Regions from separate parts of the Homo sapiens genome. Here region 2 is linked to region 1. A link is a loop called in an ENCODE intact Hi-C map of the cell type or tissue named here. Cell type or tissue: right lobe of liver. All regions are shown on one strand. Each heading gives the region's core, and the rest is flanking DNA. Links, peaks and the distances in the headings are about the cores only. Region 1 holds the start of LOC105370010 (a long non-coding RNA gene). Region 2 overlaps TESC (tescalcin).

Region 1 (8,326 bases), core at 120-8,119:
GAATGTGCCAGCAATCCACAAGAACACAGCAGGCTGGGAGAGGGGCCATGGCTTCAGAAATACTGCCTTGGGGCTATTGTTTGTAGACCAAACCTGGACTCTCCTCCTGCTGCCCATGGATCAGGACCAGCTATGCCCACGTAGGCCTAGAACCATCCAGGTTGCGAGCAACTTGCCATTTCTACATTGGTGGCTGTTTCTAACACCGGAGGAGGTTGACTCACTGAGTAGACTGGCAGGGTCTTAGGAAGGAAATCAGTTATTTGGCCTCACACTCTGGCAAATGCCCTAAGGGAGTCCGTTGAGTTCCTGAATGCAGATAAAACTCTTTCTCGTTCATCAAAATGAGCCCTGGGGCTCACCCCTTCTCTCACCCTTCAAGGTTCATCCATCACCTTGTCCTGCTCTAGGGACCACACTGGACCTCTGTGCCTCCCCACTGCCACCACCCTGGTCCAAGCCACCACTGTCTCTTGCCTTGGCAAGTTCACCTGCCTCCTACCTGGTTTTTCTAAAATCTGTATCTCTTGGAATGACTCCCTTGCTTGATGGCTTCCTGTTGCCCTTAGAACAAAGTCCAAACTTTTAAGCACAGTGTATTACCCTCCTGCACACAGACTCTGCCTCTGCCACAAGTTAGAGGCTCCCTGACTTCCCTACACCCTCCTGCCTCTGGGCCATTGCACAGGCTGTTTCCTTTGCCTGGAACTCACTCTACCTACATTCATATTTTTTGAGCTCCTACCAAGTGCATAGCAGTATGCTAGGTGCATGGAACATATAAAAGACACCCAGGCTATGTAGCCATGTTGGGCATGTAACGGTAATGGAGTCATATTGTATTAGTCCGTTTCATGCTGCTAATAAAGACATACCTGAGACCGGGTAACTTGGAAAGAGGTTTAATAGACTCACAGTTCCATATGGCTAGGGAGGCCTCACAATCATGGTGGAAGATGAAGGAAGAGCAAAGGGACGTCTTACATGGCAGCAGGAAAGAGAGCTTGTGCAGGGGAACTCCCATTTATAAAACCATCAGATCTCATGAGACTTATTCACTATCACGAGAGCAGTGTGGGGGAACTGCCTTCATGATTCAATTATCTCCACCCAGCCCTGCACTCGACACAAGGATTATTGCAATTCAAGGTGAGATTTTGGTGGGGACACAGCCAAACCATATCACATATTTACCACACACAGTGAGCCCAGCACGTGCCAGGCACTTCACATATATATCTCTCATCCTCCCAGCAGCCCCGCAGGGTAAGTGCTACTATGTTATTCTCACGTTAGAGATAGGGGAATCAAGGCCCAAAGAAAGGCAGCTCAGATAACGGAGAATGATGGTGGGAACACACTACCTCTCTGCGTTTAGCACAGTGCTTCTCAAAGTCTCTTCCTAGACCAACTGCAATCACCTGAGAACTCGTCAGGAATGCAGATTTCTGAACCCAGCCCCACTGAATCAGAAGCTCCGGTGCTGGAGCTCAGTGACATGTATTTTAATAAGTCCTCCAAGGGCTTCTGAGAGACACACTCAAGTCTGGGAACCACTCAGTCATGAGGTATTTTATATACAAATGGTTTGATTTGTCAGCATGGGGTACTGGTGGCCTTAATGGCTTTCCATTTTTAAAAAAAAATTTAAAAAAACCAACTACAGTGCTGATGAGATTATAGTGAGATTGTAAACCCTAATTATAGTGAGATTTCAAGGCCCCTTTCCCCTCCACGTAGGGTGGTATTCTCAAAGCCCGGATTCCCTGGATCTGATGACAGGGACACTATGTTGCCCAGGGTGGCCTCCTGGGCTCAGATGATCCTCCTGCCTCAGTTTCAGGAGTAGCCGGGACTACAGGTGAGCACCACCACATTCAGCTCTCAAAGCCTTTTGTGAAAGATTATTCAGGGGATACTTTATAGTTTTTTAAAAATATGTATTTATTTATTTTTTATTTTATTTTTGAGATGGAGTCTCACTCTGTCGTCCAGGCTGGAATGCAGTGGCGTGATCTTGGCTCACTGCAAGCTCCGCCTCCTGGGTTCACACCATTCTCCTGCCTCAGCCTCCCGAGTAGCTGGGACTACAGGTGCCCGCCACCACACCTGGCTAATTTTTTGTATTTTTAGTAGAGACGGGGTTTCACCGTGTTAGCCAGGATGGTCTCGATCTCCTGACCTCGTGATCCGCCCGCCTTGGCCTCCCAAAGTGCTGGGATTCCAGGCATGAGCCACCGTGCCCAGCCTTTTAAAGGGTTTTTTAAAGCCACTTCAATAAATTCCCTTAAATACTTTAAGTATACTAATGAATTTAATATATTTGATTTCTTCTTAAGCACTTTTCAGAACCTTCCTAAGTACTTCATTATGAATTTTTATACATCTAATAAATTGAACTTTAAATATGCAAATTTTAAGTTCTCTTAAAGAGTAGTGTTCTGTTTACAAACTTAATATTAAGTTCTCATATAACTTCCAGCTTAAAATCTGGCTGACACAACAATGTGAATATACTTACTACCACCGAACTGCACACTTGAAAATGGTTAAGATGGTCAGTTTTATGTTATGTATATTTTACCACAATTTACAAAAATATCTGGCCATAACTGATTACTCAATTCATTTGAAATTGGAATCACAAGGCCTTTCTGTTAGACGATGCCAAATTCTCTTAAACATTTCAAACCCTTAAAATAGAAAAGTATACCAATATACGTAGATTACTTTTCAATATAATACAGGACCAAAAAAAAAAAAAAAAGGAAGCTATGACTTTGCATTACTTCATCCTTTCTGTACTTAATGCTAAACCTTCTGGGGTTAAAGATTCTGACTAAGGAATACACTGTGCCATCCTGAGAAACTTGGCGGTGCCCACCAAGTACACAACGCTGCAAATTGCTACTTGGCCAGGAAGGAAGAATGGATTTTTTTCAAGGACCTCAGCTGAGCCCTAATTATAGTCACTGTGCTGATGGCAGATATCAAGGCCCTTTCTCCCTCCATGTGGGGCAGTACTCTCAAAGTCCAGATTCCCTGGGTCTGATGACAGAAATCCTAATTCTTCCCTATTGTGAATCTCAGGCCTCCCTTTTCCTCTTAGCCTTACCAGTGAATGTGCCATCTGCCTTTACTGCTTCCTTCTCTCCTGACTTCTTCCCCCACCACCTCCGCAAAGGACATGACCCATAGATACATTGTTCCATAGCACCCGCAGATCCTGCAGCCCCCGGCTTCCTGTTACTCTTACTCTTGTAGCATTTCAGAGAAGGAAAAGGCTGCTGAGTTGAGGACAGTGGGAGATTTCCAAAAAGGAGAACTTAAAAACTGGCCTTTGTAGGATGCACCAACAGGAGAGGGGGGAAAAGTGAGGTGAAGGGAATTCATTCTAGTCTGATGAATAAATTACTAGCCCAGGCATACTGTTTGCTTTCCCCTGCCTTCCCCCCCACTTTTTGAGATGGAGTCTTGGTCTGTCCCCCAGGCTGGAGTGCAGTGGCGCGATCTTGGCTCACTGCAAACTCCGCCTCCCGGGTTCAAGCCATTCTCCTGTCTCAGCCTTTCGAGTAGCTGGGATTACAAGTGCCCACCACCATGCCTGGCAAGTTTTTATATTTTTAGTAGAGACGGGGTTTCACCATGTTAGCCAGGCTGGTCTCGAACTCCTGACCTCAAGTGATCCACCTGCCTTGGTCTCCCAAAGTGCCGGGATTATAGGCGTGAGCCACCGCGCCCAGCCTCCCCTGCCTTCTGAGCAGGATGCACCCCTCTGTCGATTGCATCACATTGGAGCTCCTCCTCTTACATTGTCTGGTAGGGGCCTGGCAAGGAAGTGTTAACACGAGAAATGGAGATCTCCTATTCCTGACTCCCTCCTGGAACCAGCACGTCACTCCAGGCCCCCAGAGGCATTGGCCCTCCTGTGAATTCAACCAAGCGTGGTGTCCCATAGCAAATATGGAAAACGCCTGGAAAAAGCCACCAGATGGTGCTTCTCCATGCCAAGTGAGTGGCTCCACAATGACTAGGGGTGGGTGGGTGGTGAGGGGGAGGAGAAGAAACATCAGGTTCAGCAGTTACCCTGCTGGAACACCTGCTCGGGGAGGACATCAGAAGAACCTCAACGTCCATCAGTGGGGTAAGGGGACATTTATGCACATAAACAACCAGCTCAAGTCACCAGGGAATCTGTGCCAAAGATGAAGTTTTGAGAAGTCCCCAAGGTGACCTGGAGGGAGACGTGAGCGACCGCAGCCCTGGCACATCTTGGAGAGGTCAGCTGGTCTTGGAGGGGGCCTGCCTTATCCAGGAAGCTGATGGGACTCACCCCAATGTGGCCAGAGAAAAAAATGGGAGAGGGTGCCTTTATAAAAGCTCACGTCCTTTTTTTTTTTTTTTTTTTTTTTTGAGACAGAGTCTCGCTGTGTCGCCCAGGCTGGAGTGCAGTGGTGCGATCTCAGCTCACTGCAGCCCCTGCCTCTCGGGTTCAGCTATTCTCATGCCCCAGCCTCCCGAATAGCTGGGATTACAAGCACAGGGTACCACACCCAGCTACATTTTGTATTTTTAGTAGAGACAGGGTCTCTATGTTGCCTAGGCTGGTCTCGAACTCCTGGCCTCAAGTGATCCACTTGTGTCTGCCTCCCAAAGTGCTGGGATTACAGGTGTGAGCCACTGCGGCTGGCCTAAAAGCTCATGTCCTTTAATTGTCATACTACTCTACAGGGTAGATGCTGTTACTATAAACCCATTTTATTGATGAAGAAACTGAGGCTCAGTGAGGGGGCACTGAGCTGCCCAAGGTCTCAAGATGTTGGAGGAGGATGGTGGAGGAGGGTGGCTCCCCCAGCAGTGTCCAGGGAGTGATTTTCCTGCTGGTCACAGGTTCCCACAGGTGAGAAGCCCCGCTAGTCTTGATTGTGCCTGATCCCTCCTCATGCTCTAGGGGGCAGCAGAGTTTTATAATTTACCGTGAGATTCCCAGTGGAATAGACTAGGGTTCAAGTCCTGCTTTGGCTACCAACAGGGCGGGTGAATGAGGCCAGTCATTTAACCTGAGGGCAGGAGTCTCTGTTTCCTGTGGATAAAATGGAGATAAAGGTCTCTCCTGGACAAGTGCTTCCTAAGGACATCAGTAGCAACAGTAAGATAGTGGCAGACACCCAGGCGGCTGCTGGCTTGTGCTGTTCTAAGCACTTGGTGTGTTTCAGTTCTTTTCTTCTTTGCTACAGCCCAGGGCTGTCGCAACTCTCATTGCCCTGGTTTTGTAGATGCAGTCAAAGAGGCAAGGAGAAGCAAAGCGACTTTCCCAAGCTCACACAGGAAGTGGCAGAGCCAGGATTTGAATCCAGGTCGTCCAGCTGCTCTGGAACTGCCTGTGAAACTGCTTGGCACTTAGCGCACAGCTGGGCCAGCAGCACCCATGGATGGAAGCGTCCGTTCCTGAGATCATAACATTTACAGGGCTCCCCGGGAGCGAGGTGTGCCTACCACTGAGGCCCTTGGAACATCTTGCATAAAAGAAAGAAGTTCTTAGCCAGCAGCCCTGCACACTACCAGTTTCTAAGTTATTTATAAAGAGCTTGTTGAAGTCGAGAGACTTCTAACAGGCGGAGGTGTGTTCTTGAGACTAAGAATAGTGGCTGAGGCCTGACAGGAGGCGCTTTCTGGTGACATCAGAGCATCCCAGCCTTGCTTCCAGCCAGCAGCAGCAGCAGCTTGGAGGGAGTGTGAGTTTTCTCCTGGCTCAGCCACAGCTGCCGGTTCACCCCGGTTCACTGAGGTGGCCCACCCTGGTTCCTCCAGAGAGGGCGGCACTCAGCCTGGACGCTGAGGCAGGCGTGGGACAGGGATGGGTGACCCCCAACGAGCAGGCTTTAGCTGGAGTCTAGAGGTCTCTAATCTGCCACTTCCACCTCCCACTATTTGCTGAAGGGTGGCCATCTGGCCTTAACAATAGGATGGGGACAAAGAGCAGAGGCCCACAGGGGAGGGGCTGCGAAGTCCCTGAGCGGCCCTTGGATTTAGATCCCTTTCCCAGCAGTGGGGGGCAGAGTATTTTGCCATCCTGCTCACCCCAACCTCACCATCACCTGGGGGTTTCTAACAGGTACTGACCCCAGAGTCCCCAACCCTTCCTGCGACACCAGAGGCTCCAGGGGAATGTTATGCACATCACAGTTTTAGAACTCTAGAACTCTTTGTTTTTTTTTTTTAGATGAAGTTTCACTCTTGACGCCCAGGCTGGAGTGCAGTGGTGCGATCTCGGCTCATTGCAACCTCCTCCTCCTGGGTTCAAGTGATTCCCCTGCCTCAGCCTACTGAGTAGCTGGGATTACAGGCATGTGCCACCACATCCAGCTAATTGTATTTTTAGCAGAGACTGGGTTTCACCATGTTGGCCAGGCTAGTCTCAAACTCCTGACCTCAGGTGATCCATGTGCCTCGGCCTCCCAAAGTGCTGGAATTACAGGCGTGAGCCACCGCGCCTGGCCTAGAACTCTTGTAATCTACAAGAAGGAGAATTTCAACCCAGAACTTGCCCAAAATCCCAACAGGTGACCACTGGCTTTTTTCTGGACTGGAAATAAATTATGGGGATAGAGGGCAAAGATTAAGTCAAGCCAAGGTTAAATCGTGGTCCCTACCAGGAGCTGTGAGCTTTTAGTGGAGATATTAGAGAGATGTGGGGTGGGGGGTGAGGGAAGAAGGAAAGGGTAACAGTTTAAATGGGTAACTTAAAACGCTGTTTCAAATTTGTATAGCCATTGTGGAAAACAGTGTGGAGGTTCCTCAAAAAATTAAAAATAGAACTATCATAGGATCCAGCAATTCCACTTCTGGGCATCTACCCAAAGGAAATGAAATCAGTTTCTTGAATGGATAGCTACACTTCCATGTTGATTGCAACATCATTCATAGTAGCCAAGATAAACAACCTAAGTGTCCATCGACAGATGAATGGATAAAGAAAATGTGAAACGCACACATAGGAATATTATTCAGCCTTCAAAAAGAGGGAGATCCTTGGCCAGGTACAGTGGTCATGCCTGTAATCCCAGCACTTTGGGAGGCTGAGGCAGGTGGATCACCTGTGGTCAGGAGTTTGAGACCAGCCTGGCCAACATGGCAAAACCCCATCTCTACTAAAAATACAAAAATTAGCTGGGCATAGTGGCGCATGCCTGTAGTCCCAGCTACTCGGAAGGCTGAGGCAGGAGAATTGCTTGAACCTGGGAGGCGGAGGTGGCAGTGAGCCGAGATTGTGCCACTGCAGCCTGGGGGGCAGAGCGAGACTCTGTCTCCAAAAAAAAAAAAAAAAAAAAAAAAAGAGGGAGATCCTGCCATTTTCAAAACTGTGGCTGAACCTGGAGGATATTTTTCTAACTGAAATCAGGCAGACATAGAAACACAAACACTGCATTACCTCACTTATGTGTGGAATCTAAGCAAGTCCAACTCATAGAAGCAGACAGTAGAATGTTGGTTACCAGGGGCTGGGGCAGGGGGAGAGGAGAGATATTGGTCAAAGGATACAAACCTTCAGCATAATATGAATAAGTGCTAGAGACCTAGTGATCACAGTAGCATGGCGGAGGTGTGTTCTTGAGACTAAGAATAGTGGCTGAGGCCTGTATTAGTGACTGTAATTAGTAATAATGTACACCTGAAATATGCTAAGAGACTAGATCTCAAGTGTTCTTACCACACACACAAATAGCATATAAGGGGATAGATACGTGAATTATCTTGAAATGGATATATTAATGGATATGTTAATTATCATAGAAATAATTATCTATTATAATCATTTCACTTATAGACATATATTTAAATATCACAATATACACCCTAAATATATGCAATTTTTGTCAATTATAAATCAATAAAACTGGAAAAATAAATGTCATATAAAGTCAATAAAAAATACGCGTTTAGGCCAGGCCCGGTTGCTCATGCCTGTAATCCCAATGTTTTGGGAGGCCAAGGCAGGAGGATTGCTTGAGGCCTGGAGTTCGAGACCAGCCTGGGCAATAAGGCTAGACCCCATCTCTATAAAACATGAAAAAAAAACAACTGGGCAATGTGGTGCGGGCCTGTTGTCCCAGCTATTCAGGAGGCTGAGGTGGGAAGATCACTTGAACCTGGGAGGTGGAGACTGCAGTGAGACACGATGGCACCACTGCACTCCAGCCTGGGCAACAGAGGGAGACCCTGTCTCTTAAAAAACTACAAAAATACTGTTTCAGATTATTACTTGCCATAGGCAGGCTCTTATGCACAGTACATTCCTGGGCATTTGACCATCCATAGTACACAT
Region 2 (8,326 bases), core at 177-8,176, 73 kb after region 1:
TTCCTTACAGAAGAATTGGAAAGTTAAGGGGGCATCTTTGCAAAAAGAGTGAAAATGGCCTGCCCTCATGCTGGGTTGCAGATTTAGATGTAGCCCCTGTTTTCTGTCCACTGATCTTCATCCTGGTGCTCATTTTAGAAATGGGAGTTAGAGGGCTGGGTGTGGTGGCACGCACCTGTAATCCCAGCTACTCCAGGAGGCTAAGGCAGTAGGATTGCGTATGGCCAGGGTTCAAGACCAGTCTGGGCAATATAGCGAGATCTCATCTCTTAAAAAATAAATAAATAAATAAACTTTTATTTAAAAAATGGAGTGGAGAGCAAGTGGGGCTGGTTCCAGGTGCTCTGTCTGGGTTTCTTTGGCACTGGCTGTCATTGCCTTTGGAGACCAGAATGTTGGTCTCTTCAGACCTGCGGGAGCACTCGGAGGGGAAGGGACCCTCCTTCCTTGAGTTGGGTCCTGAGGCTGAAGCAGTGCCGGTCACAAGGTTCCCAGAGAAGGACACACACCTGCCTTCCCCAGGGGTCTATCACATTTTCACCCATGCTAATCTTAATCCCTCTTGCTGCAGCCTAAACCACTTGGGAAGGACGTGTGAGCCAGTCGCTGTGGGAAGGGCTTTCAGAGCAGCCCGATAAGTCCGGGGGCTATTTTTATGCTCTGTAAATTTGGTCTCTGCCGCCCACAGTGAGAACTTTGAGGTTATTAAAGCCTGTGGCAGGAGCGGTGGGGAGCTTCATACGATAAAAGAGAGAAGAGAGACCTGTGAAAACACATAAAGATGGGGCTTCCTGAGCCCAGGGAAGGACAGATCTCATCCCGCAGATGGGCAGTTTCTTGATCCGCCTTCCCTAATCCAGACTTGGGACCCCACCTCTCCCTGGAAAATCTCCTGGAAGAGAAAAATAAAAAAGTGGGAGTTCCCAGGACACTTAGAGGCTGTCGTATGGGTGTTAGTGTATTTGCTGGGTGCTGAAAAGGAGTAGTAGATGAACCTCTAAAGAGAGAATTGCAAACATATTCCTTTACATGGAGGTGCAGTCGTGCCCTGGGTGGGACCCAAGTAACATATCCAAGCACTAACCACTAACTGTTAGCCACCCCGGGCCAGCTAGGCACTGCCCCTTCCGAAGGGCCACAGTGAGAGGCTGTGGCAGAAACTTGAGCTTGCCAGCCATATGACAGCCTGCCCCAGCAGCCTCGGGCGCTCATGGTCACAGTCCAGTAGAGATAAGGGTTTGACGACAGTGGGTCAGGAGCTTGGGTTTGGAGTCATCTCCAGGCTGTTTTGTTTCTTTCGTTTGAGACAGGGTCTTACTTAGCCACCCAGGCTGGAGTGCAGTGGCGTGATCTTGGCTCACTGCAGCCTCGGCCTCCTGGGCTCAAGTGATCCTCCCACCTCAGCCCCCTAAGTAGCTGGGACTACAGGTGCACACCACCGCACCCATCTAATTTTTTGTAGAGACAGGGTTTCTCCCTGTTGCCCAGGGTGGTCTTGAACTCCAGAGCCCAAGCAATTGGCCTGCCTCAGTCTCCCAAAGTGCAGGGGTTACAGGCGTAAGCCATTGCGCCTGGCCTCCGAGCTATTAACAACTGCCAAGACCTGAGCTGGACCACACATTTCTGAGTCCCTCATCTGGGTGTCAGGCAGTGTGCCGGGCATGGGGCATGAACTCCCTGTGTCCCCATCCCCCAGAACACCAGCCCTTTCTTGCCTCCTCCAAAAAGCACATTTGTACGGCCAGTCTCAAACCTGCCCTAACTTACCACAAAACTTTCAATCCTTGGCAAACTTTGTATTTGGGTATAAACAGATTACTTAGAGATGCTTGCAGCCAATCACCATCCTAAAATTTTGAACTAGTGAGAGCGAGCAGAGGTTGGCAAACCTTTTCTGTAAAAAGACAAGGAGTAAATATTTTAGGCTTTGCGGGCCACGCAGTCTCTGTTGCAGCTACTCAGCTCTGCAGACAAGCATAAATGAATGGGCATGGCTGTGTGCCAATAAAATTTTATTTATGGACACTGACATTTGAATTTCATGTAATTTTCACTTGTCATGAAATACTATTCGACTTTTTTTTTTTTGGCAAGCATTTTTTCAACTATTTAAAAATGTGAAAACCGGCCAGGCACATGGCTGTCATATATAGTCCCAGCACTTTGGGAGACCAAGGCAGGAGGATGGCTTGAGCTCAGGAGTTTGAGGCTGCACCACTGAACTCCAGCCTGGGCAATGGAGTGAGACCCTGACTCTGACAAAATTAAGATAAAATTGTGAAAAGTCTTCTTCCTCTTCTTCCTTTTTTTTTTTTTTTTTTTTTCTTGAGACAGGGTCTCCCTCTGTCACCCAGGCTGGAGTGCAGTGGTGTGATCTCAGCTTACTGCAACCTCCACCTCCTGAGTTCAAGCGATTCTCTCGCCTCAGCCTCCCGAGTAGCTGGGACTACAGGTGCACACCACCATGCCCAGCTAATTTTTGCATTTTTATTAGAGGCGTGGTGTCATCATGTTGGCCAGGCTGGTCTCGAACTCCTGACCTCAGGTGATCTGCCCACCTCGGCCTCCCAGAGTGCTAGGATTAGAGGCATTAGCCACCGCACCCAGCCCGAAAAGTCTTCTTAGTTCAGGGGCTGTATGAAAATAGATGACAGGCCAAATTGGGCCTATGGGCTGTTTGCCAACCCCTGAGCTAAAGGAAAGGATCAGGAGATGTACTCAGTGAGTTACTGGATTGCTTGGTTTCTTCATAAGTGCTGGCCTGTGTGCACCATCACACACCCACGCATCCCTCTGTCACCGCCTGAATCAACGGTCACGCAGTTGTCTCTCTCTCTTCCACCTCCCTGATGATGAGCTCCGTGAGGGCAGGGCAAGGGCTGAGCTTTCAGCTTCCGGAGCCTGCAGCCCCGCCACGAAGCAGGTTCTTGGGGCACAGACGCAAGGCGAGAGCAGCCATCGTGGGTCCAGTGTGCACCCTGAGAGCGGAGTTCTCGGGAGCTAATGGTAGCAAGAGGACAAGATCCAGTTCTTCATTTATTTCCAACACCCTCCTTGTTGCTCCCGTAGGAACCTGCGCAAGGGACCCAGTGGCCTGGCTGATGAGATCAATTTCGAGGACTTCCTGACCATCATGTCCTACTTCCGGCCCATCGACACCACCATGGACGAGGAACAGGTGGAGCTGTCCCGGAAGGAGAAGCTGAGATGTGCGTGCCACTGAGTCCCCTTGCTCACACCTGGCCTGGGGTGCAGCCTCCCCTAAGACCTCAGAACGCAAGGCGCCTCTGCAGCAGGAGGCTGGGTGTGCATTGGCTTGGGGGCTTGGAGGGCTTGGGGCCACCAGCCCTCGTCCCTGTGAGGCTGGCATTGCTGTCTCCCGTTCCCGGCACCTTCATCCTAAACATTCCTCAGCAGCTTGTGGCTTCCTGGGACTAGAAGGGGGTTGTGCGGTGGATGTGAAACAAGGCCCTTGATGCAAAGACCTGGGTTCCAGTGTGGCCCGTCTCACCAGCCATGTGACCTTGAACCTTGACCCAGAACGTGGGTATGCCGATCATGCGTGGTTCTGAGGGCTGGGTAAGATCACACAGTCAGCCTTTGGCACACAGGAAGCGCTCCCTAAAGTCAGTTTCCTCCTCTCCCTCCTCCATGGGCTGTGCTATTGCTGGGTTCCTGAGACCAGCCCCACTATGTTCTGGCTCCCGAGTGGGTTCAGTTGTGGTCCCAGCTGGCCAGCCGCACAGGTCCCAGGCAGTGCCCCGAGTCACATCTCCTTTTCCTGTGGCCTTTCCCATGACTCCTGACATCCCTCTGTGTCCCGCCCCAGGTCAGCCTCCTCATCAAGAAAATGTAAACATGGGACTTCGCTATATTTAGCACTGGAATGTGTATGCGGGGCTGGTGGGAACAGCCCGGGTGGCGGGGGTGGATCCCTGGTGTGAGCCTGGCTTCCTGTCTGCTCCAAGGGGCGTGGAACAGGACGGACTCAGGTCCAAATCCCTGGTTTCCTGTCCCTTAGTGGTGTGGCCGTGGGCAAACGCCTTAACTTCCGTGAGCTTTGACAGTCTGTCTGGGAGGCAGGGCTCAGGCATCCCTGGCCTCTTGGGGTTGGGTGAGAGGGAGACAGAGGTTTGTGAAGCGCTTTGCACACCTGGGCATCTGGTCAGTGTTCAGTAAATGCCAGCTGGGCTCAGTGGTGCACTCCTGTAATCCCAGCACTTTAGGAGGCTGAGTGGGGAGGATAACTTGAAGCCACGAGTTCAGGGCTCAGCCTGGGCAGCAGAGAAAGACACTTGCCTCTACAAAATAAAAAAATGAGCACGGCATAGTGGTGCTGCGTGCCTGTGGTCCCTGGTACTCGGGAGACTGGGGTGGGAGGGTAGTTTGAGCCCAGGATATGGAGGCTGCAATGAGCTACAGTTGCACCACTACATTCAGCCTGTGCGACAGAGTGAGACCCCATCTCTGAAAAAAATAATAACAATAATAAAAAATAAATGCCGGCTGAGCACGGTGGCTCACACCTGTAATCCCAGCACTTTGGGAGGCTGAGGTGGGTGGATCATTTGAGGTTGGGAGTTTGAGACCAGCCTGGCCAACTGGTGAAACCCTGTCTCTACTAAAAACACAAAAATTACTTGGGCATGGCGGCGTGCACCTGTAATCCCAGCTACTCAGGAGGCTGAAGCAGGAGAATCTCTCGAACCCAGGAGGCAGAGGTTGCAGAGAGCCCAGATCGTGCCACTACACTACAGCCTGGGTGACAGAGCGAGACTAAATCTTGAAAAAATAAATACATTAAAAAAAAAAATGCCAACACAGAAGACTTGGGAGAGCTCCAGCTCCCAAGGCCGTGCTGGGAACAACATGGAGAGGCCCCCTCCCGGCCATCGCCTCCCTGATGCCAGGCCTGGGGCTGCCCATGTTAGATCAGTCGGGCCCAGATCAGAAGCACTGTGGACCGTGACCTGCTATGGGTGAGATGATGGTGCCCTCCAGGGCTGTGGGAACAATATTTTGAACTCGACACCGTTTGACTTGTGTTAACGGGTAACGCTTACTGTCGTGATATTCATGCTCACGGGGCAGTTGCCAGGCCCTAACGCCACAGCGCTAGCTCCCAGCCCTCCTAAGGCCACGAGGTAGACACTGTTGTTATTCCCATTTCACAGATGAGGAAACTGAGGCTCAGAGAAGTTAGGTCACGGGCCCAAGGTCACCCAGTAGGAAGTAGTCAGTCTGGTCCCACAGCTCATGCCCTGACCCCTCTGGCTTTGGCATTGAGGTTTGGTTATTGGTGTCTTTTGCTTAGTTTAGTGTACATTTCAGGGGGTGGCAGGGGCCAGGCCCCGCCTGACGGAGTCCCCTCTCTCCCCTGCCACCCTAGTTCTGTTCCACATGTACGACTCGGACAGCGACGGCCGCATCACTCTGGAAGAATATCGAAATGTAAAGTATGCTCCTCTGGCCCGCCCGGGGCTCCTGGTGCCTTCCCCCTCTGCCCCCCACGACCCTGATGGAGGCCCAAGGTCACCGTTTGTTTCCGCCCCACCTGGCAGGTGGTCGAGGAGCTGCTGTCGGGAAACCCTCACATCGAGAAGGAGTCCGCTCGCTCCATCGCCGACGGGGCCATGATGGAGGCGGCCAGCGTGTGCATGGGGCAGATGGTGAGCGCCCCTGCAGCCCTCCCGAGACGCGCAGTGCCTTTCCCGCTTATGGTCTGCGTTTCTGGAAGGCCTCATGGGGCAGGGGCCAGGTGTATTCTGCCACCTGCTCTACCTGTGGCCTGTGGGGCTCAGGAACCTCTCCCAGCCCTTCCTGTCCCCCAGGAGACTGAAGGTCCAAGTCCCCAGAGAGCTGCATAAGGCAGGGAAGCAGAGTTCGAGATCTCAGGCTTTGGGGTCCAGGAGCCCCCACCTGCATAGCCCCCTGATCCCCCACCCCGGCCTCAGTCAGTGCTCACAGCAGCACTTGACCCTGGGGCCAGGCCTAGGTAGCACATGGCACAGGCTGGCCTTAATTGGTTTATTTCTTAACAAATGACTCAGAGGCAACTTCTGGCCTCGAAGGCAGGGGTCAGCAGGGAGCCCTATTGGGGGCTGACAAGAGCCGATGGCATGGAGTCCGGTGGAGGAGCCGAGGTGGGGGCTGGTGTGTAAATGACACAGAAGAGAGGGAAGTGGCCTTTCCATGTTCATCATTTATTACATCTTGCCTCATTTTGACTGGTGGGAAAACTGAGACTCAGAGAGCATAGAGAATCCTCTAGACCTTATGATCTTTCCTGTGCAGGGTGGATTTTCTCTTGTAAGGACAGGTGCAGCCCCACCAGCCCCCAGCCCTAAGGCTCTAAGCCTCTGGGGACCACTCAGGCAGGCAGGTGACCACCTGGGTGTCGTGTGTTCCCTGAGGGGTTTGGATGGCCCCACTGATGCAGTCAGCCCTTTGCCCCTGTGTGTCTAAAGTGGCTGCGTCTCTAGACACCCTGACGGCTTTGTGTTTGCCCAGCCTGGAGTGGAGGGGCGTTCATGCTGGATCCTGCTCTCTGTGCCCCAAGCCTGTCCTTGAGGGACATGAGGCCACCGGCCTGGGCCTGCCCCCAGGGGCAGGGGCTGTGGTCGGTTGGTTTCCTGACGTGTATTTTATCTGTTTGCCTCTGGAGCCCAGGGGGAAGCTTCTGGCTTGGGTGAAACCTCCGCACTCAGCAGACTAACCACCACGGGAGAGGGCTTGTGACCTCGGTGGGGAGAGCAGGGATCCCCCGCCGGGTTGTCGGGCCAAATTCCCATTTGATTTAATTACACTCTCCTTGTTCAAATTACTCCCTGTCCCACTCCAGTTTCAATTGGCGACAGTTTTCTTAATTTGCTGTAGTGAAATTGCTGGCAGCTGCCAGCTGCTGATCTGCATAAAACCCCCGCAGCCTGGGAAGCAGAGGCATCTCGGGGCGGAGGCCGGGCTCCGGGGCGTACCCGCTGCCTACGGGCCCCCATGAGGTGGGGGTAGCCCTGGAACCAGGAAGACGGCTGCAAGGCAGAGGGCTCATCTCCACCTCTTTCTTCACTCATGGGTCCTCCGGGTGCTCCTAAAATACCTTCTGGTGTAAACCTCGGCCAGATAAACCCAGACCGAGCTGTGCATGCGGCCTGAGCTGGGGGCAAGGGGCAGCTGCGTCGGTTCAATCCCTCCCAGCCTCTGAGGACACTTCCCGTTCTGACCGTGCCATCCGCCAAAGACAAACAATCCCTGGTCCCCACTTTAATGGACTTCCAAAGGCAGTTATTGACTGAGGCGGATCTGTCTCTCTCTCTTTTTTTTCTTTTTTTCCCGAGACCAAGTCTTACTCTGCCGCCCAGGCTGGAGTGCAGTAGCACCATCTCGGCTCACTGCAACCTCCACCTCCTGAGTTCAAGTGATTCTCCTGCCTCAGCCTCCCGAGTAGCTGGAATTACAGGCGTGTGCCACTACGCCCGGCTAATTTTTGTATTTTTAGCAGAGACGGGGTTTCACCATGCTGGCCAGCTGGTCTCGAACTCCTGACCTCAAGTGATCCACCCACCTTGGTCTCCCAAAGTGCTGGGATTCCAGGCATGAGCCGTCGCGCCGGCCTGTGGATCTTTTGAGAGTGCTTTCTCAGGAGGTCACACCCATGGATGCTTGATGGGGGGACTGCTTCACTGGGCATTCAGCCGGGGCTGCTTCCCCCAACTCCCCGCCCTCCTTCCTTGCACCGATCACCCCCTTTCCAGCCCCAGACTCTGGCCATGGGGGCCTTTTCTATAATTAGCTCCCCTTGGCCAGCCTGGGAACCTAGGGAGGCCCGGCAGGGAGGGCAGCCACTGTGCCCGTGAGTGGGAAGACAGGGAGGAAGGAGCCATTAGGGACAGGGCTGGCCCAGGCTAGCCGAGAACTGCTGGGTTTCATTTTTTTTTTAATTTATTATTTATTTTTTAAGAGACAGGGTCTCGTTCTGTCGCCCCAACTGGAGTGCAGTGGTACAGTGGTGTGATCATAGCTCACTACGGCTTCCATCTCCTGCGCTCAAGCCATCCTCCTACCTCAGCCTCTGGAGCAGCTGGGACTACAGGTGTACACCACCACACCCAGCTAATTTTTAAAAGTTTTTTAAAAAAGAGATGTTTTGCTAAAAAGAGATGTCATTATGTTGACCAGTCTGGTCTCGAACTCCTGGCCTCCAACAGTCCTCCTGCCTTGGCCTCCCAAAGTGCTGGGATGACAGATGTGAACCACTGTGCCTGGCCAAAATTTTTTTAAGTATAAAGAGGAAACTAAAGAGCCTGCAAAGTCCTGCCAGTAGAAACAG

What was found. Hi-C counts contacts between places; a loop is a spot of excess contacts. Peaks named below come from ENCODE experiments on the same cell type or tissue, not always from the same donor. Only the 100,000 strongest peaks of a DNase experiment are listed, where the experiment ranks them.
Region 2: it touches region 1 in a loop (1.8-fold over the local background); 5 of 110 quality-filtered maps call a loop at or near these places.

Annotation. Positions count from the first base shown.
Region 1 is chr12:117,116,535-117,124,860 of GRCh38, reverse strand. The region is part of intron 2 of TESC-AS1 (TESC antisense RNA 1); the gene reads right to left. It overlaps LOC105370010 (a long non-coding RNA gene), which reads left to right and starts at 3,824. Exons shown (of 4, transcript XR_945398.3): 1 at 3,824-4,011. RefSeq lists an enhancer at 5,774-6,368. In right lobe of liver, for the core only: a CTCF peak has its summit at 4,945 (motif pointing right); no DNase peak of the experiment used is centred there.
Region 2 is chr12:117,043,902-117,052,227 of GRCh38, reverse strand. TESC (tescalcin) reads left to right here. Exons shown (of 8, transcript NM_017899.4): 4 at 3,070-3,209; 5 at 5,390-5,451; 6 at 5,562-5,669. Among named protein-coding and RNA genes, the nearest start is that of TESC, 51 kb to the left of the region's middle. RefSeq lists a silencer at 1,110-1,404. In right lobe of liver, for the core only: no CTCF peak of the experiment used is centred there; a DNase peak (open chromatin) is centred at 3,947; H3K27ac peaks cover 742 bases.